2 separate regions of the Homo sapiens genome follow, and region 1 is linked to region 2. A link is an interaction called in ENCODE POLR2A ChIA-PET data of the cell type or tissue named here. Cell type or tissue: K562. All regions are shown on one strand. Links, peaks and the distances in the headings refer to the core of each region. The heading gives the core; the rest is flanking DNA. Region 1 overlaps IQCE (IQ motif containing E). Region 2 overlaps AMZ1 (archaelysin family metallopeptidase 1).

The links. Peaks named below come from ENCODE experiments on the same cell type or tissue, not always from the same donor. Only the 100,000 strongest peaks of a DNase experiment are listed, where the experiment ranks them.
Region 1: POLR2A ChIA-PET joins it to region 2 with 5 read pairs; 5 of 35 experiments call an interaction of 5 or more read pairs at or near these places.

Annotation. Positions count from the first base shown.
Region 1 is chr7:2,610,423-2,626,025 of GRCh38, reverse strand. IQCE (IQ motif containing E) reads right to left here. Exons shown (of 22, transcript NM_152558.5): 22 at 11,298-15,603. It overlaps LOC107986760 (a long non-coding RNA gene), which reads left to right and starts at 3,838. Exons shown (of 3, transcript XR_001745069.2): 1 at 3,838-4,148; 2 at 8,225-8,376; 3 at 11,050-11,443. RefSeq lists enhancers at 2,238-2,747, 14,806-15,379, 15,380-15,603 and a silencer at 3,537-3,831. In K562, for the core only: no CTCF peak of the experiment used is centred there; DNase peaks (open chromatin) are centred at 13,425 and 14,289.
Region 2 is chr7:2,703,273-2,717,515 of GRCh38, reverse strand. It overlaps AMZ1 (archaelysin family metallopeptidase 1), which reads right to left. Exons shown (of 7, transcript NM_001384743.1): 4 at 8,800-8,928; 5 at 8,272-8,441; 6 at 7,700-7,876; 7 at 1-5,186. The coding sequence ends at 4,638. Among named protein-coding and RNA genes, the nearest start is that of AMZ1, 22 kb to the right of the region's middle. RefSeq lists enhancers at 1,890-1,939, 6,033-6,192, 6,833-6,882, 6,893-7,112, 7,258-7,953 and 1 more and silencers at 4,175-4,374, 7,553-7,712. In K562, for the core only: no CTCF peak of the experiment used is centred there; no DNase peak of the experiment used is centred there; H3K27me3 peaks cover 400 bases.

The DNA of each region.
Region 1 (15,603 bases), core at 11,887-14,386, 92 kb after region 2:
TAGTGCCCTGAGGTCAGGCATGGCAGCTCACGCCTGTAATCCCATCGCGTTGGGAGGCCCAGGTGGGAGGATCACTTGAGCCAGGAGTTCCAGACCAGCCTGGGCAACACAGGGAGACCCCATTTCTACAAAACATTTCAAAAATAGAGGCCGGGCGCGGTGGCTCACGCCTGTAATCCCAGCACTTTGGGGGGCCGAGGCGGGTGGATCACGAGGTCAGGAGATCGATTCCATCCTGGCTAACATGGTGAAAGCCCGTCTCTACTAAAAATACAAAAAATTAGCCGGGCGTGTTGGCGGGTGCCTGTAGTCCCAGCTACTCGGGAGGCTGAGGCAGGAGAATGGCGTGAACCCGGGAGGCGGAGCTTGCAGTGAGCCGAGATCACGCCACTGCACTCCAGCCTGGGCGACAGAGCAAGACGCTGTCTCAAAAAAAAAAAAAAAATTAGCCTGTCCACGCAGCCCCACCCACCAGCTAGGTTTTGTTGCAATGAGCACTGTGCTGAGAGTTGTGAGACCTGGGACTTATGTCAGGCTTGGCCCAACTGCTATGACCCCTTTGGGAACCCATGTCACCGACGGGGGAACTTAGCGTCCAGTTTCCTATTTTAGAGATGGGGAAACTGAGGCTCCGAGAAGGGAAGAGATTCATCCCACACCCATAGCCCTGACTCACTGAGGAAACAGCCATTTTTTTAAAAAAGAATGAAATCATGGCCTTTGCCGGAACATGGATGGAGCTGGAGGCCATCATCCTAAGTGAGCTCACACACCGCACGTTCTTACTCATAAGCAGGAGCTGAGCAATGAGTAAGCATGGACAGAAAGAGGGAAACAATAGATACCGGGGACTCCAAAATGGGGGAAGGGCCGAGCGCGGCGGCTCACGCCAGTAATCCCAGCACTCTGGGAGGCCGAGATGGGTGGATCACTTGAGGTCAGGAGTTCGAGACCAGCCTGGCCAACATAGCGAAACCCCATCTCTACTAAAAATACAAAAATTAGCTGGGTGTGGTGGCACATGTGTGTAATCCCAGCTACTTGAGAGGCTGAGGCAGGAGGATCGCCGGAGCCCAGGAGGTCAAGGCTGCAGTGAGCGGTGATTGCACCACTGCACTCTACAGCCTGAGCAACAGAGCAAGACCTTGTCTCAAAAACATAAAAACAAAAATGAAACGAACAAACAAACAAAAAACAAAATGGGGAAAGCTTTCTTAATGCTCTGATGCTTTCAAGGGATGTTCGTTGTCTGCCAGTAAATTCCTGCTCTGGGGGTGCCGGGAGCCGGCTGAGTCTGAGCAGGATATTCATCAAGACCCAGGACTACCGTCTCTTCCTGGCGGCCTCCAGTGCCCCAATTCCAGGAGCAGTGGGAGAGGGTATCTGGCCACTCTGTGGGCTGCAATTGGCATTGGTGACAAAGGCTGGCTGAGTCGCTGTTGGCAGGTGGACCACCGACCCCACTGCCTGAGCTTGGTGAGTAAGACGTCTTTCACCGACCTTCAGAAACAGGCCAGCAGCGGGCGTGGAGGGAGGCGCTGGGGCAGAGTGGGTGGGGAGGGGTTGCCGGATGGATTCTCACCTCCCTCTCGGGAGCCCCGCCCGCTGCTCTCACAGGACCACAGGCTGTCACAGGCTTGAGCTGCCAAGGAGACACTGCTCCCCCTCCAAGAGCAGAGACCTTTCGGCCAGGCAACTCTCTAAGCCTCAGTTTCCCCAGCTGTAACAGGAGGAGGGTCATGCTTCTCTCCCTGGGTGGGTACTGGGATTATGCTGGAAAAGGGGTGTCCAAGGCCAGGCCCCACATAACCTGCGTGCTCTGCCCCATGTCCCCTTGGGGGACCCTGTCCTCACCCCACATCCACTGTGTCTCTGTCTGGCCTGGGCAAGGGAGTGTCCTGCACCCTCTAGGTTTCAAAGCCTGGATCTGACAAACTTCACTCCCCCACGCATGGGGAAAGGCCAGCTCAGCTTCCTTGGCTGGTTTTCTGGTCAGGGTGGGCCCAGGAGCCCAGGGAACCCGGGGTCTCCCTCACTGGGCCGGGCAGGCTGCTGGGTCTGGGGATCCTCTGGAGAGCTGATCCTCCCCTTGACATGCCATTTCCAAGGCAGGGGGCCCAGGAGGGAATGCAGGCCCCCCCAGCACCCCGGAGGCTTTGTCCAGAACACAACACCCTGGAGACCCGGCTCAGCGTGGGAGGAGTGCTGTGCGTGGAGGTGGGCAACAGGCAGCCCCTCCGTGGCCTCCACCCCTCTTCCAGCCCCCAGCCTAGGACAAGCACGGAAGGTTCTAGAGGCCGCTCTAGGGGTGGCCTACTTGCCCGGAGGGGCTCATCTCATGGGAAAGGTCTGGAGGCAGGAGGTGGGGCCTTTTTTGGGTCACGTGAAGATGTCCAGGGGCCACCTGGGGAAGCCCTTCAGAGGCATCACCATCCTGCCCCTGGCAGGGCCGCCTCCTCCGGGCACACCCAGTGCCAGCCACCATTCAGGAAGGGCTCTCCAGCTCCACTCCTGCCAGTCTCAGCTCTGGAGGCTCGGAAAAGGAAGTGTCTTGCTCAAGGTCCCCCGGAGCACGGGGCAGCAAGGCCCTGCCCTTTGTCCTGAACTTCTCTGCACCGCCCCAGTTCATCTCTGTCAAGGAATCTGGCCTGCTGCCCCCCTGCCAGCCCCTCCCTGGCCTCCCAGGGCCTCAGGACCAAGTCCAGAGTCCTCCCAGGACTGGCGAAGCCTCCACATCGCTCCCGGGGGTGGGGGGCAGTGCAGGGGCGCAGGGCTCTGGAGAGGAGCAGGCAGAGGCTTCTGGAAGTGAGATGGTGATGGCAATATTATGAGGGCCAGGGCCGGGCCTGGGATAGACGCTTAGGATGTGTGTCTGGGATGAATGGTGTTTTGCTCTTCCAGAGCTCTGCCGGCTGGCATAGGCCCTCCCCGCCCACTGGCTCACAGCTACCCAGAGACAGGGCCAGCACACCCTTGGGTACAGATGGTGAACCTCAGGCTTGCCACAGGTCGCCCGCAATGGGGGGTGGGGGGTGTGTTGCGGGGGGTGGTGCTGGCTGGAACCCTGGGCTGAATTCTTTTACCTGCAGGCCCAGGACCCCCATTTTCCTTCCCAGACATCCCAGCTGGGCCTGCAGCCTGGCAGGGAGGACGTGGGATGCAGGAGGCCCTGCCGGGCTTAATCAGTTGGGCTAGAGTGGAGGCCCAGCTCTGGGGACCCAGCCCAGCCTCCGTGGACCCCAGAAAGCCCTCTCTGCTCCACAGGGTCCCTGTGAGCACAGAAAGGCTGGGGCAGGAGGAGATGGGGGCAGGAGGAGCAGGGGGAGGTGGGGGCAGGAGGAGCAGGGGGAGGTGGGGGCAGGAGGAGCAGTAGGAGTTGAGAGGAGGAGGAGGAGGAGCTGGGGCAGGAGGAGCTGGGGCAGGAGGAGCTGAGGCCGGAGGAGCTGGGACAGGAGCAGCTGGGGCAGGAGCAGCTGGGGCAGGAGCAGCTGGGGCAGGAGGAGCTGGGGCAGGAGCAGCTGGGGCAGGATTTGCTGGGGCAGGAGGAGCTGGGGCAGGAGGAGCTGGCCAGGATGTGGCTCCATTCCAGGGGGAGGGGTAGGTGGAATGTGCTCCCCCTCCCCTGCCTGGCCAGGCCTCCTTCCCCTCTGCGTCTCTTGGCCAACAGCCAGGCTGTCCCCTTCCGGGGGCCCTGGGCTCTCTCCTCCATGGGGTCAGCACGTATGTGGTTCCTCATCAGCCCATGACGTCCCCTCCCGCTCCCAGCCTCCCCTTCTCAAATGCAAATCCGATCCTGTTCCCACAGCTCTCAGGGCAAGGTCCCCCAGCCCGGCCTCTGTGTCTCTCCTGAGCCCTGTCGCCCCTGCCACACCTGACCCACTGTGTCTGGCCACCTTGGGGCCCTTCCCATCCTGGAGGTGGGGGCCCTGCTCCCTTTTCCTCTGGAAGGAGGCTGATAGTTCCCTGGGCCTGGAAGGTACTCGCCTCCCCCACCTGCTCAGCTGCAGCCCCGACTCCCTTTTCTGGGATACCAGAACGGCTCCCCAACACTGGGTCTAAACCACCTGGGTCCACACCACCCTAGAGGGGAGCCCTTGGCTGTGGTCTGCCCCACTTGGGTTCTCCACACCTAAGCCAGTGGAAATTTGGTGAGTAAATGAATTTAGGATGGGTGAAGTGGCTCATGTCTGTCATCCCAGCACTTTGGGAAGTCGAGGTGGGAGGATCGCTTGAGGCCAGGAGTTTGAGACCAGCCTGGGCAACATGGCAAAAAAAAAATAAAACAAAACTTAAAACTTAGCCAGGTGTGGGAGCACACACCTGTAGTCCCAGTTACTTGGGAGGCTGAGGTGGGAGGATTGCTTGAGCCCAGGGGTTCAAGGTTGTAGTGAGCTATGATTGCACCACTGCACTCCAGCCTGGGCAACAGAGTGAGACCTTGCCAAAAAAAAAAAATTATTTCCTGGCCCCAAAGATCCAGTCCTCACAGAGCTTAGTCTAGTTGCAAACAGACGAAATAAACCCCAATATAATGTGTACAAAGTGCCCTCAGGTGCAATAAATACTAAAACACACACGCGGGCTGGGTGCAGTGAGATTACAGGGAGGAGGAGCTGATCGTGAAAAGCTTCTCAGCAGAGGATCACCCAGGCCGGCTCCACGGGAAGGACATTCCTGGCAGCAGAAACAGCACAGGCGAGAGGCCAGCTGGAGGTGGGGGAGGGCCCGGCGTTTTCCGCAAAGGCCCGCGGTCAGGGGTGTGTGGCTGGAGGGGAGGCCAGACGAGGGCAGGCGTGGGGTGCCGCGTGGAGCTGCTGATGGGATCCAGGGTGCCACGTGGGACCTGAGCAAGTCTGTGGAGCAAGGGGCTAAGGAACGGCTCACCCTGGTTCTGGACTAAGAGTCCCGTAGTAGCGGTGGGGAGGCGAGACAAAAGCCCAGGACCCCAGAATCAGTGGTGCCAGAGGGAGATGAGGCTACTCTATACTTTTCTGTTTTTCTTTTTATAATGTGTTAGATATCTTTGTTTTTTCTTTGAGACAGAGTCTCGCTCTGTCACCCAGGCTGGAGTGCAGTGCATCTCCAGCCTCCCAGGTTCAAGCGATTCTCGGCCTCAGCCTCCCGAGTAGCTGGGATTACAGACACCCGCCACCACGCCCAGCTAATTTTTGTATTTTTAGTAGAGACGGGGTTTCATCATCTTGGCCAGGCTGGTCTTGAACTCCTGATCTCATGATCCACCCGCCTTGGCCTCCCAAAGTGCTGGGATTATAGGCGTGAGCCACCATGCCTGGCCAGATATCTTTTTTAAGAAACAAAATGTTGGCTGGACGTGGTGACTCACGCCTGTAATCCCAGCACTTTGGGAGGCTGAGGCGGGCAGATCACGAGGTCAGGAGATCAAGACCATGCTGGCTAACACGATGAAACCCTGTCTCTACTAAAAATACAAAAAATTTAGCCGGGCGTGGTGGCAGATGCCTGTAGTTCCAGCTACTCGGGAGGCTGAGGCAGGAGAATGGCGTGAACCCAGGAGGCGGAGCTTGCAGTGAGCCGAGATCGCGCCACTGCACTCCAGCCTGGGCGACAGAGCGAGACTCCGTCTCAAAAAAAGAAACAAAATGTGACTGTAAAATAGAAATGGCCCATGGGAAACAGCCAGGTGAGTATGTGAGGGGAGGCATCGGATCGGAGTGGGAGCATCCCTCAGGGTCAGAAAGGGAGGAGCATCAGGCTTAGGAGGTGGGAGGATGAGGCAGGGGCTGAGATTGGGAGGCCGCTGAGCTTGGCATTGGAGGGTGGTTCTGCAGGCTGAGGCTGAGGGGTGAAGAAGGCCCTGGTTTCATTCTGGGACAGTTCAAATAGAAGTGGGGGATTCCCCTTCCCCCAAAAAAATTATCCTTCATGGCCTGGTGGCTCACACCTGTCATCCTAGCACTTTAGGAGGCTGCGGTGGGAGGATCGCTTGGGCCCAGGAGGTCGAGGCTGCAGTGAGCTATGATTGCACCACTGCACTCCAGCCTGGGTGACAGAGCAAGACCCTGTCTCTACAAAAATAAAAATGAGGCCTGGCGCGGTGGCTCACAGCTGTAATCCCAGCATTTTGGGAGGCTGAGATGGGTGGATCACTTGAGGCCAGGAGTTCTAGACCAACCTGGCCAACATGGCAAAACCCCGTCTCTACTAAAAATACAAAAACTAGTTGGGCGTGGTGGTGTGGGCCTGTAGTCTCAACTACTCAGATGGCTGAGGCACGAGAATCGCTTGAGCCCGGAGGCGGAGATGGCAGTGAGCCGAGATCGCGCCATTGCACTCCAGCCTGGGCGACAGAGCGCGACTCCGTCTCAAAAAGAAAAGGAAAAAGAATGAAAACATTAGCCAGGTATGGTAGCACACACCTGTAGTCCCAGCTACTTGGGAGGCTGAGGCCAGAGGATTGCTTGAGCCCAAGAGGTCAAGGCTGCAGTGAGCTGTGATTGTGCCACTGCACTCCAGCCTGGGGTGCAAGATCTTGTCTGTAAAATCAATAAATACATAAAATTTTTAAAGTATCCTTCACAAAAGAGGGAGCTGCCTTCTTAAGTCCTTAGAAAGTATCTCATAGCATGAGGCTCTCAATTAGTTTATTTTGACAGCCACACACTGTTTGGGAACCGACGGAGGAGTCTGAAAGCTGGGAGCAATGTGTATGGAGGTCGCCTGGCAGAATCCACTAAAAAGATGTCAGAAATAAATTTAACTCAGATTAGTCATTTTTCCAGGAGCAGAACCTCACATTTGCAAGCATTGGCTGTCTTTGTGAATCAGACTTTAAAACGTTTAAAAATACAGCCAGCGGTTCCACTGTGGAAACGCGATCATAAAGTGACACCACCTGGACCACCGTCCTCAGGTCCAGCACACCGGCACTCGTGGCTTGGGGAGAAATGCTCCAATCATGGCACACCCTGTTCAGAATTTTTTTTTTTGGGACAGAGTCTTGCTCTGTCGCCCTGGCTGGAGTACAATGACGCGATCTCAACTCACTGCGACCTCCACTTTCTCCGGTTCATGCAATCATCCCACCTCAGCGTCCCAAAGAACTGGGACCACAGGTGCATGCCACCATGCCCAGCTCATTTTTGTATTTTTGTAGAGAAGGGGTTTCACTATGTTATCCAGGCTGGTCTCACACTCCTGGATTCAAGCCATCTACCCGCCTCGGCCTCCCAAAGTGCTGGGATTACAGGCGTGAGCCGCTGCGCCCGGCAGGAGCAGATTTCTCAGCCGTCACGTGGATTGCAAACAGCTTAGATGGAAGTGGAGATGTCGTGCACGGGAAACTGTGTTAGAGGATCCAAAACATGGGGACGAAGCTGCTGGTGCAGCCAAGTCCTGGGAGCACCACCAGAGGCATGCTCCTAGATCAGTGTCTTCTTTTAGCTATGACTTGAAATATGCATGATGTGTGACCAAATTAACATATTAATTATTCACAAGTTGGCATCTGACACTTTCGTCCACACCTATAAAAAGCTCACACTTTCAAGTTGGCTGGATGGGTTTTCTTTTTTGCAGTCTCCTCTTTGGAAAAGTGGAGCCTCACATAGCTCAGGCTGGCTTGAGCTTCAAGTGCGCGCGCGTGTGTGTGCATGTTTGTGTGTGTGTGTGTGCGCGTTTTATGTGTATGTATGTTGTCATGTGTGTGTGCCTGTGTGTACGTGTGTGGGATGCAAATTTGTGTATGTTTCTGCCCTTGCAGGTGTGTTTGCATGCATGTTTGTATGTTTGCATGTGGGTTTGTGTGTATTTGTACGTGTTTGTGTGCACGTCTGTGCGAAGTGTGTGTGTGTCTGAGAGTGCATGCATTGGTGTGTGCATGTTGGTTTTGTGTGTGTTTTCAAGTTTGCATTGTTTCATGTGTGGGCATGTGTTTGCAGGCATATGTCTGCTCATGTGCAGGTGTTTGCATGTATGTTGCATTGTGGTGTTTTGTGTGTGCACGTGTCTTTGTGTGCGTGGACATGCAGCAGTCTGGCATGTTCAGGAGTTCAATTTTGTCTTGGAGCCCGTGGGAACTGTCTGGTGGGGTCACTTGGCCTCACTGCAGATGTGGCAGCAGAGTTGAGGGCTGCTGAGGGGGTAGCCCCTGTGGGGCCTGGTGAGAACGGGCAGGGAGACGGGGATGATCTCTAGGTTTCTGGCAGGGACAACCATGTGGCTTGTGATGTGGTTTACTGAACAGGGAGCAGGTCATGAGGGAAGATAAATTGAAGCCGAGCCAAGCTGAATTGGAGGCATCTGAGACAAGAACGTGCGGACGCCCAGTGGACGATCCAGGCAGGCTGGGGTGTTGGGGACGGAGCCGTGGATACACCCATACTCAACAGGCAGAGGGTAGGACCGGGTGCCAGAGCAGAAGAGAAATCCCGAAAGCAGGGAGGAGTGATGAGGCGGGAAGGGTGCACTCTCGGGCGAGGGTAGCAGGAGCGGTGAGCATAGTGGAGCCAGCAGCCCACAGGGTGCTGGAGGGGGAAGTGGGTGAGAGAAGGGAATGGGGCGGGGCGAGGCTGCAATGAGCGGGAACCAGCTCCCTTTGTATATTTTATGCGAGCTTCGCCCCAGCCCACCCACTCACACCCTTCCCTGCTTTCATTCCTTTGCGAGCCGGGCCTGGGAAGGGAAGGGCTGGTGGGGAGGAAGCCCCCAGACAGGGCTGCCATGAATGGCAGCCGTGGGAGCCCTGGCAGCGCTGGACTCTGTCCTTTGAATCCCAGGCTGCTCTGGGACTTAATTAACGAATAGCTCAGGGGCACCCTCTCCTCTTATTCAGAAAGGGACACAGCACCATGGTAACGTCCCCAGGTTCCTGAGGCAGGCCCCATCTAATGGGGCTGGCCCTCGGGGCTGACACTGGGCCCTGCTCCCGGGATCCAGTGGGGAGGTGCTGGCCAAAGGCCATTAGCTGGCACCCACGCAGAGACACGCCACCCTGTTCTGCAGCCCGTCATTCATATTCCAAGCCCGACAGCAGTGCTGAAAGGAGCGAGGGACTCAGAGGCTTACTTCTTTTTTTTCCTATGTCCCCCAGGGACCTTGGAGGAATCTCATATTTAAAACTGTCTTGGCAAGAGCTTGTGGTGACCCTCACTCGGTCTTTGAGGAGGCCCTCATGCACTCAGCGCACGTCTGGGAGCACCAAAAACCAGAGGGCTGGATGGGGAAGAGGAAGAGGGTTCTCCCCGTGTGCCTGTGCGCGTGCGCATGGATGTCCACGCTCACATACTTCCATGTCTATCCATACCCCGGCCCACGGTGGGTGGAGGCCTGAGGTTGGACCTTCTCTCTCCTCCTCTCGCCAGTTCTAGCTGAGAAGCCCCCACAGGCTGCCTCCTCTCTGCTCCTGGGTCTGAACCCCTAGGGGAGATCACAGCTGGCGACTGCGGGGGCAGCGAGCTTGCAGCGGGCGAGTGCCTGGTGCACCATGCTCTCCAATGCCACAGGCTCCCTCAGGCCCTACCAGCTCGTCTGCAAAGTGCAAGTCTGCAAATGAACCGCTTGCCAGGACAGCACACAGGCCATCGGAGTGTAAAGATGGGCTCGGGGCAGGCCACGGTGGCTCGCACCTGTAATTCCAACACTTTGGGAGGCCAAGGTGGGAGGATCGCTTGAGGCGAGGCATTGGACACCAGCCTGGGCAACATAGCAAGGCCCCATCTCTACCAGAAAAATATATTTTATTTATTTATTTATTTATTTATTGAGATGGAGTTTTGCTCTTCTTGCCCAGGCTGGAGTGCAATGGCTCACTGCAACCTCCACCAAAATAAAATTTTATTTATTTATTTAGACGGAGTTTTGCTCTTCTTGCCCAGGCTGGAGTGCAATGGCTCGCTGCAACCTCCACCTCCCGGGTTCAAGTGATTCTCCTGCCTCAGCCTCCTGAGTAGCTGGGATTACTGGCATGTGCCATCACGCCCGGCTACTTTTTGTATTTTTAGTAGAGACGGGGTTTCACCATGTTGGCCAGGCTGGCCTCGAACTCCTGACCTCAGGTGATTCACTGCCTCAGCCTCCTAAAGTGCTGGGATTACGGGCACGAACCACTGTGCCCCACCCCTCAAATTTTGTATATTAGCCAGGTGCGTACCTGTAGTTTCAGCCACTTGGGAGGCTGAGGTGGGAGGATCACTTGGGCCTAGTAGTTCGACTAGCCTGGGCAACTTAGCAAGTCCTCATCTCTACAGAATTTTTATTTTTATTTTTTTGAGACAGAGTCTCGCTCTGTCGCCCAGGCTGGAGTGTAATGGCGCCATCTCGGCTCACTACAACCTCCACCTCCCAGGTTCAAGCAATTCTGCCTCAGCCTCCCGAGTAGCTGGGACTACAGACGCACGCCACCATGCCCGGCTAATTTTTGTATTTTTAGTAGAGATGGGGTGTCACCATATTGGCCAGGCTGGTCTTGAACTCCTGACCTCGTGATCCGCCTGCCTTGGCCTCCCAAAGTGCTGGGATTACAGGCGTGACAGAAATTTTTTAAAAAGTGGTTGGGCACAGTGGTGCACACCTATAGTCCCAGCTATCTGGGAGGCTGAGGCAAGAGGATTGCTTAAGCCCAAGAGTTTGAGGCTGCAGTGAGCTATGACTGCACCACTGCACTCCGGCCAGGGCAAGACAGCAAGACCCTATCTCAATTTAAAAATATACATATATTTTCACACACACACACACACACACACACACACACATATAAGATCGATAGAGAGAAAATAGGCTTGGGCAAATGCCAGAGCCAACCACAGTAACTGTGGAGGCTTCGGACAAACTCCACTCAGGATTTAGGGCCCCAGGGCAGGCAGCCACAAGCACACAAAGCCACAGATGCTCCTTGTTCTATGCAACAAAATATTGGAAAACAAAACCCAGATATCAGCTCCTTTTGGTCGTTTCCATCTGTGTTTGATTCCTCAGTAAATTATTCTTTCCCTGCTCCTGAAACAAAAATGAAATCAAATATGGAGAAATAACTCCCTCACGCACGCACATTTTTGTGTCCTCATATCTAAGGAATAGATATTCGACGGGGGACCGGGGTGTCAACAGATGTATCCGAGTTCATGCGTGGCAGGGAGCTGGCGGCGGGACCCGTCCCTCCAGCTGGCTCTCCAACCCCAAGCCTGCATTACGACCACGGCAAAATGCCAGAAGCCCAGAGAAGCGGGGTTTCTGAAGCGGATCGTTTGTTCAGCCCGAGTGCGTGGGGCAGGAACACACCTGGAGGTCATTAAAGAGAAGTCTTCACGGGGCACTCAAGGCACACTGCAAAACAACTTTTTATTTAAAAGGCCAATAATGAGAATAATGAGTTGCACAAGAATGAAAACCTTATCCCTTCCAAAAGATCGGCCTATACATTATGTATAAAGTTAGAATAATTCTAAATACAAAATGCCAAAGACCAGCGGGTCCACTCCTTCCTCTCCTAAGCCATCTTGACAGTTTCACATTTCAGCTTCCAGACGTCATTTCTGTTGCTTTTAAGGGTGCTTACCCAGCCGTGGTCTGTACCAGACAGGGTAGTTGGCACAGCGTAGGCACTGCCAGCAGGCCCTTGGGAGCTTGGCGAGGTGGGAGCCTTGAGAAATAGCTGGCTCGGACCCATGGCGGGGTTTGTGTGTCAACTCCCTGGTCCTCAGAGAATCCGAGCCACGGGAGAGCAAACGCTGCTTCCAAAACCAAAGGAGGAATTTTGCAATCGTTTAGACGGGTTATAATAGAATCTCATTCAGATCTTGAAGGTTATCGGTGCTTTCTGCAGGTTTTTATTCCTCAAAAATGCAGCCAAGCTTTGCTGTGCTTATCTTGGTGGATCTGAGCTAGGTTGGGCTATCTTTTCCTAATTCAATTGCCTTTTTTTTGCAAGGAAGGGGGTTTCTGGTCCATCGGAGGGATCAAGGGCATGGTCCTCACGTCTCGTCAGGAGACAAAAATAGACATTCAGCAGACAGACCACAGCCAGCGCATGCGACCAGCGTCGTTTGGCTATTTTAGTCTCTTCTTAATACACAGACAAACGAGCAAAGAAAAAGCTACTTTGTCCAACACCGGGCCCTGGGTTGGAGTTTAGCCCTGCTTGGCTCTGCCCGCTAGTCTCAGTCAGGTCACTCACCCCAGGCCTGCGGGAACGGTGGTCTTGGTGGTCTTCTCTGGCCCTTCCACCTCTTCTGCCTTGTGGGGACCACCCAAGCCCTCTCCCGACTTGCCCAGAGGCTGCACGCCTCTCTGGCATCACAGTCCGCACGGAGCCTGGCTGTAAGGCTCCACTGAAATCCCCCCGGCGCTGGCTTCGTGCCCCAGGCACACCCACCTCACTTCTGCCTCTTTTCTGCTGGTTTCTGGCCTGTTTGGTCCCAGCCCCTCCCTGCACTCTCTCCGCAGCTGTCTGGTGGGTGATGTGAACCAAGGGACACCCAGGGTCATGGCACTGCCTGGATTCAGTTTGGTAATCGTCGGCAGTCTGTCCCTGGCTTCTGAGCCTGGGGCCTCCTCCTCTTTCTCCCCATCCTGGATGAGCAGGACACGCTGGGGAGACAGCGTCCTACAAAGGCCTCCTAAGAGCTGTGCCCTGTGCCAGGAAAGCCTCCTGTATCTCCAAGGATGTCCCTGGAGCCCTCCAGCTGGTGCCTCTGCTGAGGTCTGTGAGCAGCGGGAATAGGCCTCTAGGGGAGGAGTTGGGGACAGGCCTCTAGGGGAGAGCACACCTCCGGGTACTGCACCTGTGGCTCACCAGCCACCTGCACGGGGCCAGCTTCAGCCTCAGCAGTGTCAGCTCAACAGACGTGACTGCTGTCAACACAGTGGGGCCAGGCCCTGGAGACTGACATCTCCTGTGGCTGCTTGTTTAAAGGGCATGGGATAGAGAAAGAGTGTGTTATTTTAAAGCTGGACTACCTAACAGCCTCTGATAGCAGATACAGCTTTGCTGCTGTTCTTGAAGTTCAAGGTGATGTGGAGGTGTTGCAGTGACAATCAGTACACCGTGAACAACACCTGCCACCAACGTCGACCCTGAAGTGGTAGATGGGGCCTGCTTTGGCACTTGACGCTGGGGCAGGAGTCCCTTTCTTGGGGACTCACTCTCTACTTCGTCTCCCCCGGGAGTTGTCTACTTTCCTAGGCCCTGCCAGCAGCCCCCACAGCTCCGCCCAGCCCACTCCACCAGCTTGCTGCTCCCATGGCTCAGCCCCACTCACAGCTCACCCCTCCCATGGCTAGGCCCCATCCACAGCTCACCCCTCCCATGACTAGGCCCCGCCCACAGCTCACCTCTCCCGTGACTAGGCCCCGCCCACAGCTCACCTTTCCCATGGCTAGGCCCTGTCCACAGCTCACCCCACCCATAGCTAGCCCCATTCACAGCTCACCTCTCCCATGGCTAGGCCCCACCCACAGCTCGCCCCGCCCACAGCTCACCCCTCCCATGACTAGGCCCCGCCCACAGCTCACCCCTCCCATGGCTCCATGGGCTTCTCTTCCCCTCCTGCCTAAGTCCCCGCAGGGCCAGAACCCCTGGCCCCCAGGCCCTGGGGCCGTGGGCAAGGAGGCCTCTCCGCTTGGTACTGTCTCCATGGAACAAAACCACACTGCAGCGTTCCAGGACCACAGAACAGCCAGGCAGGCTGTACCCAGCAAAGGGGACTGGTGACCAGCACTGGACACTGGGCATCAGCTGAAGACACTGGCTTGAGAATGCATTGCCATTTACCCAGCGAGCTTCAAGATGGATGCTGGCTTTTAAAAGAGCAGCCCAGCTGCACCAGAGGACATGGCGGTTTATGTATGGAACATTGGCCTCCAAGCCTGAGGCAGGAAAGCCCTCTCCATGCCTGTAACCCAAAGCTCTAGGCCACTGGTTCCCAAGAGTGAGCACGTCCCGCAGAAACAGCTTGGTTTAACAAGTGGGAGCAGCTGCCACAAGAGAACGGAGGGTCTCCCCCAGCGAATGTGCAGGTGTCTCACTTTCTCAGGGCTTTCGAGGTGGACTGGCTCCTAGGACCTGAAGCTTTGAGCTGGCAAGCAGGGATGGCTTGGGACAGCGCCCCAGGGAGTGGACCCGGGCGGGTGGGGTGAAGGCAGGGGTCTAAAGAGGGCCTGTGTCAGTTACACAGTCCATCAAGTTACCAGCCAGTTCAGTGGAAAAAAAAATGGACTTGGCAACCCACAGACCAAATAAGGAAAACACGTACACAAGCCAGGCCCCCCGCTGACTCGCTTCCACCCACTGCAGAAACAGAAGCTAAGTGGAGACAGGGGCCAGGCTTCGAACCGCAGGGTGGGGCGGGTCCTGCACTTTGGGTGGCCCCATCCCTGAGTGACTGGGAGAGAACAGGCTGGGCTGGGGACACCTGTGTCCTCCTCCCATAGAGCAGGTGGACATGCAGAGCCTCCTCTCTCCCTTTCACAAGCCACTGTGTTGGGGCCATCGGCCTTCTGACCGCCACAGAGAATGACCCAGGCTCAGCTTAGGTGACTCAGAAGGCCGCCATGCTGCAGAAAAGGCGCCCAGGGGTTAAGCCTGTCCCCGTGGACGGAAGCCTTGGGAGAAGCTGTCAGCTGTGTAAAAAGGGGCTTTCTAACCATTGGGTCTCTCCTGAGACAGCGGCCAGCCCCGGCAGGAGTCCCCACAGGGGTGCTGTGGAAATGCAGACACCAGGCCTGGGCTGTGCAGGGGTCTAGATGCCCCTGAAGGCCCGCCCAGGTCTAAGGCTCTTCCTCTTGACGCCCCAGCAAGGGCTAATCTCACACACAAGCAAGAGATGGGCACTGGACACTGTGCGCTTCCCCCAGGAACTCCCTCCTAGGCCTCTGCAGCTGCTGGCTCCACAGGCTCCGCACGCCCGGCCCAGCCCAGCCCAGCCCAGCCCAGCCCAGCCATGGAGCTTGGGAGTGCAGAGGCCGCACACATGGGGTGACGGGGACTGTCCCAGACACCAGATGCAACACGCCCCACCACGAGCCTATGCTGTCCCTTGGAACGGCGAGCCTGCCTCCTCACCCTCCTCTCCTCCTCTTCCCCGGGTGGCCCCACACAGGCTAAGGCTCCCGCCACCAGCTTGGGAACAGACATCACCCTGCTGTTCTCAGAAGCAAGTGTGATGCTGCTTTTGTAATTGGGAATTTTAAAAAATCTTGGTCTCCACAGTGACAGAATCCAACCAAATTCCTTCCTGGGAAGGGCAGCTCTGGAGGGCAGTGCTCCAGGGGATAGCAAGGGTGACGGGAAAGGACGGTGTGAGCGGGTGGGGCATGGAGTAAGATCATTTGGGGACCTGGGTGTCTTTAGCTCCTCACTGGCTTGGGACAGGCCGTGTTTTGCTGTGGGGATGGGGGAAGCCGGTCTCACACCTTCCTAAGGCACAGCGGGGTGTGTCTGCCTGGCCTGCTGGGCTGAGATCGAGCAAATCCTGGTTGTTGAGGGTGTCACCAGGAAGAGGGGGCATGGTGTCGGCGCTGGTTGCGGATAGCAGCTCCTCACGGTCAAGGTCGTGGGCAGGCGGCAAGGTGCTGTCAGAGAACGTGTCACTACAGGGCTCCCTGGCATCTGCGAGTTCACGGCAGATG
Region 2 (14,243 bases), core at 11,483-13,982:
AGATTTCAGCTCTGGAGCAGCCTGCGTGCGGGGTGAGCTCCAGAGAGCCCTTGGGTACAGGGCGAGCCGGTTCCCGGGGCCTCTCCCAGGACGGCAGCCAGGCCCCCGTGAGTCTCTCACTCTTACTGGAGCTGCAAAGCCAGCTTAGAGGACGGGCCGTCGTTTGCTTCCAGCACACAGGCAGGCAGACCCAGTTCAGGTCTATGAGCCCCGTCGCGAAGCCCTGATTCTCTCCGTCTTCACGGGGATAAAAATATTCCTGTGCAGGCCTCGCCCTCCTTTTATAAACAAAACAAATCAGTGAAGCCCCAGCAATCACGGGGGTGTTTTCGTTGGCACCTCACCTAAGAGTGCCGGCCACCCACCCAGGCCTCTCCTCAGAGTCCGAAGGAGCTGCACGGGCCAGAAAGCCTCCTGGTTATCAGAACCGAGGGGCGTGGGTGCCGGTGTGTGGGGGCTGCTCAGGGATCAGGGTGCAGGCCTCCCGCGTCCGTGCGCCTTCTTACTCTCTTCCTGCTCAGACCGCTCCAGCTTGCTTTTAGAAAGCTGCACAACAGCGGGAGAACTCGGGGTTCAAGCAAGAACAGACTGCGCCTCAACTTCCGCTCTGCCGTTTCTGAGGCTCCAGCCCTTCCCAGTCCCATCTCGACAGCCACAGCCATATGGTGGGGATGCAGCCATCTGCCTTACAGGTCATTTCGAGACTCGATGATGATGTAAAAAAATTCCGTTACATAGGAAGGACCCCTTAAGCGGTGGAGTTGACTGACCCACTAGGGAAGACTTGCCTGTCCAGGTGGGCCTTGGGCAGGGCAGCCGGTCCCTCTCTCCGAGGCCTGGCCGTCCCTGCCTGGTGGGTCTGCAGAGCAGCTCCCTTGGCACTGTATGGAGACCCTCTGCGTGTAGGTGTGTCCCTGGAATGTTCTAGCCTCCCCCTTTGAACTTGGTGGGATCTAAATTTGGACTCCCAGCTTTATCACTCGTGCTTGACTAAGCCATTTTATGTTTAAGGCTTTTGGAGATTTCGTTCATCGGGGAAAGGTCTGAAGCAAATATTAACAGGTCGGCATCCCTCCCTCCTCACCCATGCTCTGGAAACGGGTGGTGGCAGAGCTCCACTCACTGTCCCGTGCCCTCAGGGTTCACACCATGGACAGGAGTCAGGATGCTGCTTCTCCCCTCTCCCCACTCTGACAATGAGTTTGGGCTTTTTGGGGAGGAAGAGAGGGAAAAGAATGAGATTTCGGAAGAGGACTGCGGGGCTGCCTGAAGAGAGATTTGCCTCAGAGGGGACACTGCTTCTCACCCCTTCATCATAGCATGGCTGTGACGTGGGAGTGTGTATTCTAGCCACTTCAGAAGGCATGTGTTAGCTTCCCCAGACTCATCGCACACACAGCAATACAGATAACATCTGTCATGACCTGAAACTATTTTTAGCTCCATGAGGCCCCGCTGACTTGGCTTACCAAGATGGGTGAGGCTCTCCGAAGAGAGGTCATCGTCAAGCTGGAAGACCCATCCTTGTGAATGCAGGGGCTTCTGACAGATGAGACGAGAAAGCAATTCAGTGGACTTTGCACGTGTTTAAAAACTGAAAGAACCGTGGCCCTGTGTGTCTTGGAAACCATCATCTCTAAATTTAATCTCAGTTCAACTTCTGCAGCACTTAAGTTTAGAAAGATTCGTGAGCTGTGACCTTCCTCGAGAAGGCAGCCCTCATTCTCTCTCCTCTGCCTTGCGTCTTTCCTGGTGACTGTCCCAAGTCACTCTTCACCACAGCACAGACAGAACCTGGGGCTAACACGGGGGAGAGGAGGGAAACCAATTTCTCTTCCTCAAAGTTGCATTTCAAAACAGTCCTTCTAACAGCTGTCTTAAAAAATTTCACTGACATCTGCAAGTTGGTAAACGCTGCGGATAAAAGGAGTTTTTTTTAGTGGTTTGCTCCTTCCCACTTCAAAACGCTTTTTTGGGACACACATCACAGCTGAGGGTCAAAGGACACGGGTACAGAGAGCGCCGAGGCTTTGGTCATAACCCCAGTGGGCTCCCACCCTCAGCATGAGCCAGGCATTCTATTTTTATCACCTCTGTTTAATCTCGCATCACTCCAGCGGTTAACCTTTTGCAGAAGATGAAGGAAATCGGAAAACAGGTCAGGCCACCTCGCAGGTGCACCAGCCAAATCCCCACAGTGAACGCCGAGTGGGGCTGACTGACTGTTCATGAATGGCCACAGCAATATTGTGTTGTCTCACATTCCCTGCCACGTCCCCTCCCCGTGAACCTGGGGTGGGGTCCTTGTCACTGCCGCCGTGGAGTGCAGGAAAGGTGACGCTCTGTGACGTGAGGCCGAGTTAGGAAAGGCCACAGAGCTTCCATCTGACCCTCCCGATGTCCACCTTAGGAGGGCAACCGCCATATTGTGAGGAAGCCCAGGTCCCTTTCTGAAAGTGACCCTCTTTTTTTCGTCTCCCCTCTTTATTCTGGCACAGTTACCTCCCAGGTCACTGTCATGCCCTTTAGAAGCCATGCAAAAGAGAAGGGTATGGATGAAGGTCCTAATGCTACATCTGAGCTTCTCTGAAATCAACACATACTTGTCCCTTTGCATTTTCCGGGACTGGGACCAGGAGCCTGCTGTCTGGCTCTGGCTGCCCTGTTTGTCGGGTTTCCTCACGGTATGGCAGCTGCCTTCCTAAGAAGATGCCCCTCCTCCATGGAGAGTCTCACGTGGGCAGGAACCAAGGCCTGAGATTCCCAGCCAAATTCCACTTGGCAGCCGTGTGAACGAACACTCCAGTCGAGCCACAGGGGCAAACCGTCTCCACCGAGCTCTGCCCAAGTTACAGATTCATGAGCTAGACTGTGGTGATTTTAAGCCACTAAGTTTTGGGTGGTTGTTTGCAGCAACAGCCACCAGGCTCCGGCTTTCACCTTCTGTTACTGCAGGGTGCTCTGCCGGCACCTTCCATTGGTCACTTTCTGAAAGGCCTAGCTCTTCATCTCCCCTCCCAGGTCACTGTTACGCCTTTTTGAAGCTACGCAAAAGAGAACGGGACGAAGATCCTAATGCTACTTCTGAGCTGCATCTTTGCTTCTCTGAAGTCAACACGGAGTGGGACCAGGACCGGGAGCCTTCAGTCGGCCTCCACCAATGTCAGATTCACAAGGAAGCCTCAGCCCACCTCACCTGCATAGCCCTTCTAGTTTTAGTTTTGTATTTTGTTTTTCTTAGAAGCCCTCCATAACCGTGTGAGCCACCCACCCACAAAAGGTCCAAGCTGCCCTGTTCTTGCCTCTCTCCAGATGAGGGTGCGCGAGCTGTGACCCCGCCCTCGTCACTCCGAAGGGATTCCGCTGTCAGAACCGGAAGTCTCTCTCCCAGAGACCCTCCACCACAGGCTGAGGGGGTACGTGTGACAATAAAAGGGTCAATTCCTCAGGAAGACACAACAATCAAATGTGCAGGGACGTAAAGGAGCTTCAAAGTGCAGGAAGCAAAATCCGGCAAAACTAAAGGGAGACAGATCAAACGCCCAGCCATGGCAATAATACCCCTCTCTCAGCAACTGACAGAACTAGACCGAAAAAAAAAGGAAAGACAGATCATCTGATCACCACCTCCAGCTACTTGGTACTGACAGCGCGGCCACCTTTGCCAAGAAACTGTCCCAAAAACATCACCACAGTTGATCTTCCCCACGGTGAGCTGTAGCCGCCTCAGGAATAAGGGGGCCTCTGCCCTCAGTGCACGTCAGACACCCTCACCTCCTGCAGTGTTTGTCAGAAGAGATGCCTGGAGAGCCCCGGTGAAGTCCGTCAGGATCAGGATGCTGTTAGCGCCACAGAACGTGACAGTGTGTGTGTGCATGTGGTTGACGCCTGAGATGATAGAGACAAAACCCCGTCACTTCCCCGTTAGGGAGGAGACTCAGCCTTGGAAGCTGGGTGGCAGTGTGGAGCCTGTGTGCCCCCGGGGTCACTCCTCATCTGAGCCAGCCTCTCCAGCTCCAGCTATAAATAACTGAAGGGCAGGCCCACAGCCTGGAAGGAGACAGGACGCACGCTGCTTCCTTCTGCCTCTGCAGGGGAGGGGGCTCTGTCCCAACCTCAGCACAGTCCGGCTTGTACTCCACGAGAAGCACCCAGGATCAGGGAGGCCTCTCCATGTGTGCAGGCCCCTGGGAGCGGCTGGCTGGGACTCAGGAGTTGAAGGAGGCGCCTGAAGACAGGTGGTCTGTGGCTTCTCCAAAGAACTTTTTTTTTTCTGGAGACAGTCTTTCTGTGTGGCCCAGACTGCAGTACAGTGGTATGATCACATCCCACTGCAGCCTCGACCTCCTAGGCTCAAGCAATCCTCCCACCTCAGCCTCCTGAATAGCTGGGAACACAGGCATGAACCACTTCATCCAGCTAATTTTTTAATTTTTCTTTTGTAGAGGCAGAGTCTCACCATGTTGCCCAGTCTGGTCTCAAACTCCTGGCCTCTCAAAGTGATGGGATGACAGGCCTGAGCCACCACCCAGGCAGACCCTTCCTCTTTATCCCTGGCAGGTCAGTAGTGGCCTCAGCTACTGGACAGTGCTGGCCAGCATCCTTAGGGAAGGAGACGTAGGGCAGCCCCTGCTGTACTAACTCTCTTCCCCATCCCAGGGACGGGGGGCCGACTCTGCTCTGGCGAGTTTTCGGGCACTCAGCTTCCTCCTCAGGGAGGAGAACTTGTCCCCCAGCACCTTGCGCAGCCCCACGCTGTCCCTGCTGCTGGGTGGGTCCTGCCTGGTGGCCGGGAGCTGGCCCGTGAACATCTCCCAGCGGTCGAGGGCGTCCACGGCTCTGTCCACCTGCACCAGGTCCTCCTCTGCCACTTCCCGCTGCAGGGCCTGGATGCACATGGCCAGCCACCGTTCATGCTCCTTGATGGCCTCCGCAGGGCCCCCAGGTGGCAGCGGAGCCTCTGAGGCTGCCAGGTAGCTCAGCCCTTCCTCTGGCCCCGAGGCGAAGGTGTGACTCCCGGCATCAGGGGTGAGGGGCTCCGACACACTGGTGCCGGGCTCCGAGTCACTCTCACAGCACATGCCCGAGTCGGCGCTGGCAGGCGGGGTGTCCTCCCACACTGACGGCTCCCCCGCCTCCTGGCTGGGCCACGTCCCCACCACCGCCTGAGTCCAGGTGTAGAGTCTCTAAGAGGGAGAAACACAGGCTGAGTTTGCTCCGTGCCAGCCCTTGTCTAGCCAGGGAACTGCCAGGAGACCTCCTTACCTAAGGGGACCCCACCGTCCTCAGTTACCCAGGGGCGGGAGTCAGGCTGGTGGTGTGAGGGCTCTTGTGACCAGCACCCTTTGAGGACTCATGTCCAGGCTGTGCCAGAGTCAGAGGTACCCACCCCCAAGAGCTCACCATTCAGGAACTTCGCAAGCTCCTTGTCATCCAAAGTTAGAACACTTAACATTTTTCGATTTTTTTAAGACAGAGGCTCACTCTGTTGGCCAGGCTGGAGTGCAGTGCTGCGATCTCAGCTCACTGCAACCTCCCCCTCCCAGGTTCAAGCAATTCTCCTGCGTTGGCCTCCTGAGTAGCAGGGATTTTACAGGTTCCTGCCAGCATGCCTGGCTAATTTTTACATTTTTTAGTGGAGACGGGGTTTCACCATGTTAGCCAGGCTGGTCTCAAACTCCTGACCTCAGATGACCCACCCACCTCCGCCTCCCAAAGTGCTGGGATTACAGGTGTGAGCCACGGCACCCACCCAGAAAGCGTATAATTAAATAAAATTTAAAATTTTAAAGCAAAGGTGTGGGCATGGTGGCTCACGCTTGTAATCCCAGCACAGGGAGGCAGAGGCAGGAGGATCACTTGAAACCAGGAGTTCAAGACCAGCCTGGGCAACATAGTGAGACCACCAGGGGGAAAAAAATGTAAAGCAAAGGCAGTACTTGAAACTCACTTCCTAAATGTTTTCTCCATTTCACTCTCACCTCTGCTCTCAAGGTTAGTCTCCTCTCCTGCATCTGTACAGGGGACACACAGTTTAACAAGGTCCCACTGCACATCTGTTCCCAACTCAGCACTCACTGACATCACATTGGGAGCTCACATCAGCCATCGTGAGACTGTTTACACCACAGGAAGTGGCAGAGACCACAACAAGTCAGGCTTTCTTCAAGAGGCATTTCACTGATTGCTGTCAGTGGACAGCAGTGACCTTTTCTGGCCAGGCCCTTGGTCAGCTCTCCAGCACCTCCCCAAGCCCTGGGACAGCAGGTGACCTCACATCCACACCACTGCCCTCCCTACAACAGCCAGGAGGGCCAGGCCACCCTGGAGTGCCTTTGCCCTGGCCCTCTTCCCTCCACAGCCTCAGGAGATGGTGCTCACGGAACGGAGAGAGCTCTGGGCAGGAGGAGGAGCTACACCCTCCAGCTCAGATCCAGGTGGATCCAGGCTATGCCAGGTCAGCACGTGTAGGGAGGGGCATACACTTTCTAAAAGTTCATGTCAGATGGTTGCACAAGACCCCAGGTGAAGGCATCAAATGAGAGCTCTCAACCCTTTCTGCAGACCAAGCTGCCCCTGTGCCTGTTACACAGCCTCAGGAAGGTACTAAGAGCTGCCCCTTGACGGGGCACAGCTGGCAGCAGCAACCTTTACAAGGCATCACCAGGTGCTGACCAGCCATCACGCCACCTGTACCCTCGGGAGATGCTCCTACCCTCAGCCATGGCTGCGCCTGGGTTCCCCCCAAGTCACAGGCTCTTCTCCTTACACTTGGAAAAGCTGTTTCCTCTGTGCCCCCTTCACCTTCCCTTGACTGCCAGAGTCTTCAGAGAGGATCCCTGCAGAGAGATTCCAGCACTGTGAGCTAGAAATGCCACGGCCTCTAGTTCAGTGTCACCCAGGACCCTGCAAGATACAGCTCCTCACTCTACCCCAGAAGGAAGGAGGGCCCAGCTAGGCCCTGCAGGGGATTCTGACAGGCTCGGTCCGGGAACCACACCCCCACTTGCCTCAACGGGCGGGAGGAGGATGCAGGGGCTTTCCAGCGCGGTTTCATTGACTGCTCTGGTGCCTGTACGCAGTGAGCACCTTATAACTGGTTGTAGTCCAAAGCTGGGTTTGAAGAAAAATTACCACCACCTGCCTTTGCACTCAGAACTCAGAGTAAAGCTTTTGAGCTTGCAAACAAATGTCCATGAATACGGACGAGCCCTTTGCTCGGCAACCCCACCCAGGCGACAGAGGGAGTTAGGAATGGAGGCCACCTCCAACAAGCCTTGTTGTGTCAGCTCCCACCTCCTCGCAAGGGGCCTGTGCCTCCTCTGAGCAGCAGTGACCCAAGTGTGGGTGACGGGAAAGCAAAGAGAAAGTTACCCTGGGAAGACCGTGCCACCCGCCGGCTGGGCTCCAATGCCAGCTCTTCCTGACAGAGGGAGAAAAGCCCTCGTCCCCACTCGACCCCGCTGCAACCTCCCAGTCACAGCCACCACACGCGGGCCCTGGCAGGACTCGATCTACTGCCAGTGAGATCCGGATGGAGCTCAACCCCAGCGCAGGTCCCAGGGCTCTGCACTGCCTGGAACCCGGCAGTTGACAAAGCCTGTGTGCGGTCCCCATGCCCTGCGTAGCCTCCAGGCGGCGCTCGCGGGCCTCCGGAGCGCAGGTCCCAGCAGCCGGGCAGCGCAACTCAGCCACTCACCTGGTACCTCTCGATGAGCCTGAAACCCAGGACATGCTGCAGCTTCCTCAGGCAGATGGGACAGAGGTCCAGGGGCCGCCGCAGGGCCTCGTCCAGGCTGAGCGCACCCTGCATGAGGCAGCGGAGCCAGCGGCAGTTCCCCAGGCCCAGAAGGTGGCAGAGCTCGTGGCACGTGACCTGGGGGGAAGGCCACCAAGCACCTTGCCTCACTGCCTTGCCCCTGCATCCGGCAGATCCCCAGGCAGCCCCAGCAGGACCAAAATGAGGACCTGGGTGAGGCCAGATGGCCGGGAGGTGGTCCAGGCGCCCTCCCCCTGCCCCAGGCGGCACAGGCCACTTTCAGGGCCCCAGGGGAAAGGTGAGTCAGGGTGGGAGGCCACACAGGATAGGGGCTTGGGGCTCTAATCCCTCCCCTGCTGCTTCATAGCTGTGTAGCCTTGCTTTCCTCATTCCATAGAGTTAGGGGTCCATCCACTTCACTGTGAGGATGGGGCAGTGTAACAGACCGAGGCACCAAGGGCTCAGACAGCACCCTCCTGTCCCCTCTTACCAGCCCCAGAGCCCCCACCCACCTTGCAGCACTGAACCATCCCCAGGGCACTGAAGCACAGGGCCCAGCCCCTGTCCTGCAGGGGGGCCTCGGGGCCGTCTGCTGCTGCCTCTACCAGGGCCAGATCAGGGGCGCTGGGCCCCGACTTCGGGAATTCCCCTGAGAACCGGGCGAAGCTGCAGACGCCCACTTCTGGAGAGAGATGGAGAGAAGGGCACTCTCAGGGGTCAGCCTTGGCTCTGGGGGGCCCACCGTCAAACCCACCTCATGCTCTCATGCAAGCTGGCCATGGCCCAAAGACATACCAGTCCTGGGAGGCCCTGTCCTGCCCACATGAAGTTGGGCCCTGGGGCAGACGCCACAGCTGAGGAACAGCCCCTATGCCATTCCTCAGGAGGAGCTGGAAGGGGCCATCTATTCCCATGCACAGGTGTTGACTTCCACCAGGAGGGTGCTTGAAGCAAAAGCAAAGAGGGTGCCCTGCAGCCACGGAGGCCACAGCCCCATGCCAGGCTACCCCCCACGCACAGCTGCTGGGGCCCCGGCTCACCGTGCCCTGGAAGGAACTTGCTGAAGGTGAAGCTCCAGGCCTCATGGGGGTACAGGTCAGACAGTGTGAGGCCCAGCACACACAGCGCGTCCCCTGGCTTGTTGTTCTTCAAGAAGGACAGGATGCCGTCTGCGGGGAGAGGGCCAGAGGATGGGGTCAGGAGGCAGCCGGGGACCCCCATCTTCCAGGCTCAGGCTGGCACCCCGTCATCCTCTTCCTCTGCCTGGGCCCTGCCCCTTCCCAAGTCAGGTGTGGGCCACCAGCGTTTGGTGTGACCTGAGGGCACACAGTACTGCATGATGTGGAGTGACAGCCAGGGCCATTTGGAGATCAGGACATGGTAAGTCAAAGGCCATGGACAGCCCAGTGGGGACGCTGGAGAGGCAGCCGGGCCAACAAGACTGGCGCTTGCAGCCCCAGGAAGGAGAAGCCACCTCAGCAGCTGAGCGACAGCCCCAGAGAGTCCACGTCTCAGCCCTGGGACCTGTGAGTCCCCACAGCCAAAGGGGCTGCAGATGATTAAAGATCTTGGGATGGAGGCGTTTTTCTGCAGCAGCCAGCTGAGCCTGATGCCATCACAAGAACCCTCGGTAAGGCCGGGCACAGTGGCTCACACCTGTGATGCCAGCAACTCGGGAGGCCAAGATGGGCAGATCACCTGAGGTCAGGAGTTCGAGACCAGCCTGGCCAACATGACAAAACCCCATCTCTACTAAAAATACAAAATGAGCCGGGCCTGGTGGTGCGTGCCTGTAATCCCAACTACTCAGGAGTCTGAGACGGGAGAATTGCTTGAACCCAGGAGGTAGAGGTGGCAATGAGCTGACATCACGCCACTGCCCTCTAGCCTGGGCAACAGAGCCAGACTCCATCTCAAAAAAAAAAAAAAAAAAAAAAAGCCCTCGTTAGAGGCAGCAGGGGGTCTGGGTGAGAACGTGAGGCCTGAGGGCACTGCAGGGCTGGCTCGGAGGAAGGACCATTAGCCAAGGATACGGGTGCCTCTAGAAGCTGGAAAGGGCAGGAAATGGATTCTCCCTGGAGTTTCCTGGAGCCAACCCTTGACTTTAGCCTGGGCAGTGGGGGCGCTCCTGACCCACAGCACTGTGAGATCACAGTGGGTCATCCAAGCTAGCAAGTTGTGTAACTTGTTAGCATGGTTCCCCGGAGCATGAGTGTGGACAGATACAGGAGAGGCCCAGGGGCTGAACCTGGGCACGATGGCATCAAAGCCGGGAAACCAGAAGCCCAGGGAGGGAAGGGGGCAGAGCAGCCACCACGGGCCCAGGAAACCCGGAGAGGGTCTCAGAGTTAGTGTAGAGAAGAGGGGTTGCGGCACAGAGGCACACCGGAGAAGTGTTTTCCAAGGAGTTCTACCATTAAAAGGAACAGATTGACAAGGAGGTTGTTCTGTGTGTGTGTGTTTTTTTGTTTTTTTTTTTTGAGATGGAGTGTTGCTTTGTTGCCCAGGCTGCAGTGTAGTGGCGCTATCTATCTCAGTTCACTGTAACCTCCGCCTCCCAGGTTCAAGCCATTCTCCTGCCTCAGCTTCCTGAGTAGCAGGGATTACAGGCACGTGCCATCACACCCAGCTAATTTTTGTATTTTTAGTAGAAAGGAGATTTCACCATGTTAGTCAAGCTGGTCTCAAACTCCTACCCTCGTGATCCGTCTGCCTCGGTCTCCCAAAGTGCTGGGATTACAGGCATGACCCACCACAGCTGGCCCTGTGTTTGTTTTTGAGATAACATCCCATTCTGTCACCCAGGCTGGAGTACAATCACAGCTCACGCTGCAGTCTCCACCTCCTGGGCTCAAGCAATCTTCCTGCCTCGGCCTCCTGAGCAGCTGGGTAATTGATTGACAATGATGCTAATGAGGTGATGATGATTGACAGTGATGATTGTTGTGGATCAGGCTATGTCCCCCAAAAAGACAGGTGGAAGTCCTAACCCCCGGAACCTGCCATTGTTTGGAAACAGGATCTGTGCAGATGTAATCCAGTTAAGATGAGGTCATGAAGGAGACCCAGTGACTGGAGTCTTAGAAGAGACGCAGAGGCACATGGCGTAAAGCTCACGGGAAGTCAAAGGCTGAGGTTGGAGTTGTGCATCTGGAAGCCACAGAGGGCTGGGCATTGCCAGCAACTTCCAGAAGCTGGAGGCAGCCAGGAAGCACCCTCCACGGAGCCTTCTGAGACCACGTGGCCCTGCCAAAACCTTGGTTAAGAACTGCAGGCTCCAGCGATGTGAGACAAGAAATGTCCCTAAGCCACTCAGTTTGTGGTACTTTGTTACGGCAGTCCCAGGAAACCAGTACAGTGATCCAAAGCATGCTACTCTCTGGGCAAGATGGCAGGACCCCATCTCTACAACAATCAAAATAATTAGCCAGGTGTGATGGCACGTGTCTGCGGTCCCAGCTACTTGGGAGGCTGAGGCAGAGGAGCCCAGGAGTTCAAGGCTGCAGGGAGCTATGATCGCACCACTGCGCTTGAGCCTGGGTCACAAAGCAAGACCCCATCTCTAAAAAAAAATTAAAAACCAGGCTGAGCTGACCCCACAAATGCAACCTGGCATACCCTCTGAGTTCCACCTGCTTTTGAACCTTCCCGAGTGCATGTCCTTTTCCCGAGGGCTCCCCCGTGCACCTTCTGAAGTGTGGGGCTGGGGAAAACAGCAGTTTGTCCACTAAGCAGAGGGGGTGGAAAGCCCTGGAGTGACCCTTGTGGGACTTGGTGCTGTCTCTGAGCTGCCACAGGCCTGGCACCAACAGGTCAGAGGCCATAACAGGTGAGACGCACCGTGTACGGCGTGGGGGAGGTGAGGAGAGCTGAGGCTGCAGAGGCCAAGCCTGAGAGGCACGGGGTCCCCGGCTGTGTTTTAGGGCCAGGGCCAAGGCAGGCCACATTGTCCCCAGACCCCACTGTAGGACCTCAGGGGCTGGGGAAGCCTGTGGAGTGTAGGCTGTACCCAGAAAGCAGGCCAGGACAAAGAAACATGCCACCCAGGGGATGGCACCCCACCCCAGCCAGGGGACCCCTATCAACCCCCAAATCTCAACAGTGGCTGCTCCCTGTAACAGTACCCTAGGGAATTTAGACAACCCTCCCGCCAAAAGATGGCCAGACAGGCAGAGTGAATGATAAAGAACAGCTGCTTCCAACACCCACGATGGGGAGGAGTGGATTAAGGAGAAAGGTTTGGTGGCCGGTAGAGGGGTAGAGAGCCGCCCTCTATATGATTATGGTGATGGCCACGTGATGTATGCGTGTGTCAAGACTCAGAACCTTACACTAAAAAGGATGAATTTTACTATCTAAATTATACCTCAATAACCAAGGCAGAGACCTAATGAGAAAAACGGGGAGGACTGGAGCTCAAACAGATGAAGCTGGACTGTTTCTGGGGTGGGGGAGTGGGCAGGATGACCCTGACATGCTTCCTGCCCTGGGAGGGATGCGGAGCCCTGGGGACCATCAGAATGACCCAGAAAAGCTTCATGTCTTTGTCCCACAGTCAGCCCTTTGGTGCCTGGCAGAAGGAAAAGAAAATCCTCTATGGTGAAAAACATCGGCCCAGGCCAAAAATTCTCAAAGTTAAACTAATTTTTCCAATAAGATGCGTAACTAACAATCAAAAATAACAAGGCACAATGAAGCAGGATAACTGAGACAAAATTAGCAGAAATAACAAATACAGGCACATGGGCACTCCAGATAGTGTAATCATCGGACAGACGGTCAAGCAACTATGTTCATGGACATCAATGCTGAACTTAAAGAAGTGTCATAGGCAACTGAGACCTATAAAAATGTGACACTGGGCCGGGCGCAGTGGCTCACACCTGTAATCCCAGCACTTTGGGAGACCGAGGCAGGCAGATCACCAGGTCAGGAGATCGAGATCATCCTGGCTAACACGGTGAAACCCCGTCTCTACTAAATATGCAAAAAAATAGCCAGGCACAGTACTGGGCGCCTGTAGGCCCAGCTACTCGGGAGGCTGACGCAGGAGAATGGCATGAACCCAGGAGGCGGAGCTTGCAGTGAGCCAAGATCATGCCACTGCACTCCAGCCTGGGTGACACAGCAAGACTCCGTCTTAAAAAAAAAAAAAAAAAAAAAAAAAAGCGTGACACTGCTAATTTCAAAAAGAATCCACTGGAAACTGTAGAACTCACAAACATGACAACTGAAATTAGGAACACAATATATGGGGGTTGTGATTTTTTTTTAATGATCGGGTCTTGTTCTGTCACCCAGGATAGAGGGGAATACAGTAGCACGATCACAGCTCACTGCAGTTTCAAACTCTCAGCCTCCCAAGTAGCTGAGACTATAGATGTGTGCCACCACTGCCAGCTATTTTTATATTTTTTGCACAGACAGGGTCTGGCCTAGTTGCCCAGGCTGGTCTTGAACACCTGCTGTCAAGCTATCCTCCCACCTCAGCCTCTCAAAGTACTGGGATTACATGTGTGAGCCACCATGTCCAGCCTCAATATATGGGTTTAAGAGTACCTTAGATGAGGCCAGGCACAGTGGCTCACGCCTATAATCCCAGCACTTTGGGAGGCCAATGCAGGCAGATCATGCGGTCAGGAGATCCAGACCATCCTGGCTAACACGGTGAAATCCCGTCTCTACTAAAAATACAAAAAAATTAGCTGGGCATGGTGGCAGCCGCCTGTAGTCCCAGCTACGCGGGAGGCTGAGGCAGGAGAATGGTGTGAACCCGGGAGGCAGAGCTTGCCATGAGCCGAGATTGCACCACTGCACTCCAGCCTGGGCGACAGAGCAAGATTCTGTCTCAGAAAAAAAAAGTACCTTGGATGTGACTCCAGAGAGAGTAAGCCTTAGCCAAAGGATGAGAATAAATTCAGACTAAAGCATGAATGATCATAAAAGATATTATAGAGAAGAGAGTAAGATGGATTAATATACATTCAGTTGGAGTCATAGGAGAGAAGAGAATGGGGCAGAGGTGATAACTGACAAAAGCAGCAATGGCTGAGAGTATCCCAGAACTGATGAAAGCTGTCCATCCGCTCATTCCAGCCCCTTTGAGGCCCTCCCTAAACTTGAGTCTAGGTTTCCTATCCACCAACAGAGCCCTCACTTCACCTCTGCCTCTCAACCCTGCCTCACACTCTCCAGTCACCAGCGACCCTCAGGGAAGGGGCAAGGGCTTGAGGGTTGAGATCTAGGCACGTGTAAAGTACTATGCAAAGACGGAAGGTTGGAGCCATGCTGAGTGGCCTTAGAAGGGCTCATTTCAAGCCAGTGACGGTGACTCACGCCTGTCATCCCAGCACTTTGGGAGGCTGAGGCAGGCAGATCACTTGAGGTCAGGAGTTCAAGACCAGCCTGGCCAACACAGTGAGACCCTGTCTCAACTAAAAATACAAAAATTAGCCGGGTGTGGTGGGCGCTTTTAGTCCCAGCT